Linked DNA regions of Homo sapiens: region 1 is linked to region 2. A link is a loop called in an ENCODE intact Hi-C map of the cell type or tissue named here. Cell type or tissue: GM12878. All regions are shown on one strand.

Region 1 (2,500 bases), 100 kb before region 2:
GCTAAAAATTAATGCTTTTCTATACAGATTGAAACAAAAGAAATTTATGCTCAAAGGCAACTTTTACTAAAAGATATGGATTTGCTAAGAGGAAGAGAAGCAGAGCTGAAGCAAAGAGTTGAAGCTTTTGAATTGTAAGTAATGCATGTTCATTTTGGATATTCAGAATGATGAGATTAAAAAGAATTACTAAATATATATCTAAATATTCTAATGTTCATTGCCAAGTAGAGTTCTTATTTGTAAAGGGGATATCACCTAGAAGGTACAAATTAAGAGGAACAAACACTAGGGTTTTGTTTTTGAAATATTAAACATTAAGATGAAAAGACGAATGAGATGCTATCATCAGGCTACAGTAAGACCAGACAGATTATTTGGAGAAGCTGTTAATACTGGAACAGATCGTATGTTTTGCAGTTACATTCAGTCCCTCAGATCTGATAGTTCCGTGTGTGTATGTATAGTAACTGAATTCCATATATCCAGGCCTGCAGCTTTTACCAGCTGTGTGCTCAGAAAAGGAAGTATGGTGGTCCAACTTGACTTGTACTTGGTGAAACCATTTCTTTGTTACTCACTGTTTCTAAGTGCTCACAAATGTTTCATCCTTGAGATCTTACCTGGGATTGATGGCAAGTTCACCTGTCTATAGTTTGTGCAATAAGCCTTCTCTTCCTTTGGGAATCTGCTATTGACACCCATAGATACTCCAGGAATCTTAGTTCATTAAAGAATTTGGCTCCATTAATGTTTTTTTCTCACTTCTATAGGCTTGATTTGTTTGATTTCAACTCTCTGTCTACCTTACTCTCTTTTTGGCAATAATGAAAAGGTAAATTGATCAAGAGAGAGGAAATAGGCACAAAATTGGGGCAGAGAGAGTTCATCATTCCTTTACCTCCATTTTCTCTACTCTTGTTCCCTCCTTCTCAGCATATAAACTAAATAAATGTAGTTTACCTCTCCATGGCTTTCCAGATTACCAGCAGAGGGAGCTAATACCTAGAGCCTTTACCTGTTCTTAGACTAGTCAGCATTTTGTAGCACTTCTCAGGATGGCTGGATCTCACCACCCATGAACCTACCTCCCTGGCTAAGGAGTTGGTGCTATGGTTGATTTAAAGTCTCACTATGAAGACCATTCTATTCTTCAGTATTTGGAAGCCCTGATTGATCCATCTATCTTTTGCCCTCTCTTTTGGTACTTTTTTCAATATTCAATCAATAGGGTTTTTTGTTTGTTTTGTTTTGTTTTTAAGACACAGTGTCTCTCTGTATTGCCCAGGCTGGTCTCAAACACTTGGGCTCAAGCAATCCTCCTGCCTCAGCCTTCTGAAAAGCTGGGATTATAGGTGCGGGCCACCACACTTGGCTAAAGCTGATTGGTTATTAAATGACAAAAACACATATTGTACCTTGAATATGTATGGACTAATTAATTAAATCCCACAGTTAGAAACAGCATTATAGAAGATTTAAGCACATAAGTACACTTATTTGTTACTTTGTAACTAATAATATCATTATTTCATCCCAGGATTGATTTTGGCTATTTATCACCTATAACCATTGTTTGAGTGTTTATTTTCAGTGAGAAACCACTTCCCTCTTGAGACTCTCCCACTCCCCTCAGCCCAAAGCACAGTCAATTCTGCTAGTTTCAATATGCTGTAACTAGGTCAGTTCATAAAATACACTGAGGACTTCTGGCTCTTTCCTTCTACTTCCCAGTAGTGATATCATGTAGCAGTTTTAGTCTGTGGAACTAGACACATGTGATTTTTTCCTAAATTTGTTAGCTCAGCTATGGTAGTTTATTTACTTTTTATATTTTTGTTAATTTCAGGAACCAGAAGCTCCAGGAAGAAAAACATAAAAGCATAACTGAGGCACTTAGGAGACAGGAGCAGAATATAAAGAGTTTTGAGGAGACCTATGACCGAAAGCTCAAGAATGAACTTCTAAAGTAATTGTTTAGCATTTTTAAATAACTAATATGTTTAAATTAAATTGGTAGAAACATAACAAAAACTGACAAAGTAGTCTGTAACTTAGGCAAACTTTAGTGTTTGAAAAAAAAAAAACATAGTTTTATCGATACAGTCAATCCTTTCCTGCATTTGAGTTAGGATAGTTTTTAAAAGATAAGGGCCGGGTGTGGTGGCTCATGCCTATAATCCCAGCACTCTGGGAGGCTGAGGTGGGCGGATCACCTGAGGTCAGGAGTGCAAGACCAGCCTAGCCAACATGGTGAAACCCCATCTCTACTAAAAATACAAAAATTAGCTGGGTGTGGTGGTGGGCACTTGTAATCCCAGCTACTGGGGAGGCTGAGGCAGGAGAATCACTTGAACCCGGGAGGCAGACGTTGCAGTGAACTGAAGTTGTGCTACTGCACTCTACTAGCCTGCGTGACAGTGACAATCCATCTCAAAAATTAACAACAATAAAAAAATACAGAGAAGCACATCCTCTGCGCTTCTTATGGCTTCTCTAA
Region 2 (2,500 bases):
TAATTTCACCTCTGCCACTTACCAGCAACATCACCTCTTCAGTAACTTAAACTCTAAGCCTTGGTTTCCTTACCTGTAGAGTGAAAATGATCATATCAATCCCTGAAGGTTGAGGGGAAGATTAAATAGATGTAATACACATAAAACACCTTACACGCTGCCTGACACACAGTAGGCCCTCAGTGAACAGTAGCTATCATCATTACTCATATAAAATCATGATTATTCAAATGCCTTGCTTACGGTCCTATATCACAGAACCATATGATAATGGTTTATGATAATCACCAGACATCTCAAAGAATAATCCATTTTGTTCTGGAAGGATGGGTAAAGTCACCTCAGGCATGCAATGAAAAAAAAAAAACCAGCTGAAATCGAGGGACAATGATCCCATCTTGCACAGTGCAGACCTCAGTTTCTCCTGGAGAGGTCCAGTTTCCATGATTCTGATGATATAAATCTTCAAAGACAACATTTAGCTAGGGTATCATTGCCAGGAAGGTAGATTGTCTCAGAGGCACCACACTTTAGAGAAGAGATCATTCATTGCTTCTTAAAATTTCTCTTGGCAGGTTTTAGAAATAGACTAATGTGTCTTTGTAGAGTAAAATCCCCCTCCCCTGACCCCCCAGCAATCACGTAACATGAGTTTGCTCAGAGTTTATAAAAAATGGCATCTTTCAAATGACTACCATTGGCCTTACCTACTACAGATGAATCAAATTCCAATCCATCCTGATATCCTTAGGCAGGGCATCAACACTGATATAAGCCATAACTAAACACTACAGGTGCAGGGTCATCAAACTTTTTTGTAAACGGCCAGAATAGTCAATATTTTAGGTTTTGTGGGCCATCTGGTCTCTTTTGCAATGACTCAACTCTGCCACCGTAGCAAAAAAGCAGCCAAGGAGCATATGTAAAACAATGGACATGACTGTGTTCCAAGATTTTTTTATTTACAAAAACAGGTGGCTGACTCATGGGCCATACCTGATGTAAACAAAGAGAAAATTAAGTATGTAAAATTTTTATTTCACTTATAATACCTTGATTTTGATTCACCTCAAGCAGACTGCCTCCTCTCAGCTCTTTTCATTTTCAATTAAAAAAAACTTAATAGGTAATTGACACAAAAATGAAAGCAATATAAGGAAGTATACACAGAGTTCTCATTTCTGCCTTCATTCACTGTCTAACTTGCCCCCTACAGGTCACCACTTTTAATAGTTATTCAGAGCATCACACACCCTTCGCCCAGAAAAGGAGCACACAGTACTAGACTTAACTGTTCTGTACCCTGCTTTTGATTTAATTCACATGAGAAAACTTTCTATTAATCACATACAACTTCTTCGTTCTATTCTAGCTGCAGTCATTCCTAGTGTGAATGTACCCTCAGAGACTCAGCAGCCCCATACAGGACAATACTAGTTTCTGGTCTTTTGCTATTACAAATAAAGGCTGGGGGAAGAGTACAACAAAAACTTTTTTTTTTTTTTTTTAAAGACTGGGTTTCACTCTGTCACCCAGGTTGGAGTGCAGTGGCATGACCATGGCTCACTGCAGCCTTGACCTTCAAACTCCTGGGCTCAAGTGATCCTCCCGCCTCAGCCTCCCAAGTAGCTAAGACTACAGGTGCACGCCACCATGCCCAGCCAAAAACCTTTTATGTGTATCATTTTGTACAGGTATTGTTACAGCTACAGGATAAATTTCCAGAAGTGGGAATCCTGGATCAAAGGGTCAATGAATGTATGATCTGCTAGAAACTGACAACATGTCCTCGACAAGGGTTGTTCCATGTTCGTACTCCCACCAGAAGCACCCAGGAGTATCTTCTCACCTTATTTTCATCAGGAAAAAAGCTGAAAACTACTTTAAATATTCACTTAGGTACCTGCGTCCCAAAGACCACCCCATGTTCTGAGATTCGACAGAAGGATCCATGGGACTTAGTATATAGTTGTACTTAGAGCCAATATTTATTACAGCAACTTAACAAGGATACAAGGATCATAAAGGAAAAAGACACAAGCTGGGCACAGTGGCTCATGCCTGTAATCCCAACACTTTGGAAGGCTGAGGTGGGTGAATCACTTGAGGTCAGGAGTTCGGGACCAGCCTGGCCAACATGGTGAAACCCCATCTCTACTAAAAATACAAAAATTAGCCAGACGTAGTGGTGCATGCCTGTAATCCCAGCTACTCGGGAGGTTGAGGCATAAGAATCACTTGAACCTGGGAGGCAGAGGTTGCAGTGAGCTGAGGTTACTCCCTGGGCGACAGGGTGAGACACCACCTCAAAAAAAAAAAAAAAAAAAAAAAGGGAAAAAGACACACGTGGAGTCTGGAAGAATCCACATGCAGACTTCCTTATGCTCTCTCTTCCCAGGAGATATCGCATGGGCACACTTTGCCCCTACCAATGAAGTCACAATAATATGTGTGACAGTTCTGCCCAGAAAAGCTGGTTAGAAAGGCAGGCTGGTCATGG

The links. Peaks named below come from ENCODE experiments on the same cell type or tissue, not always from the same donor. Only the 100,000 strongest peaks of a DNase experiment are listed, where the experiment ranks them.
Region 1: a loop joins it to region 2, with 7 times the contacts of the local background. A loop is called at or near these places in 3 of 110 quality-filtered maps.

Annotation. Positions count from the first base shown.
Region 1 is chrX:13,749,400-13,751,899 of GRCh38, forward strand. OFD1 (OFD1 centriole and centriolar satellite protein) reads left to right here. Exons shown (of 23, transcript NM_003611.3): 9 at 28-134; 10 at 1,850-1,969. Among named protein-coding and RNA genes, the nearest start is that of OFD1, 16 kb to the left of the region's middle. In GM12878, a CTCF peak has its summit at 992 (motif pointing right); no DNase peak of the experiment used is centred here; H3K27ac peaks cover 1,433 bases.
Region 2 is chrX:13,851,283-13,853,782 of GRCh38, forward strand. It overlaps a transcript of GPM6B not described here. Among named protein-coding and RNA genes, the nearest start is that of GPM6B, 35 kb to the left of the region's middle. In GM12878, a CTCF peak has its summit at 1,220 (motif pointing left); a DNase peak (open chromatin) is centred at 1,228.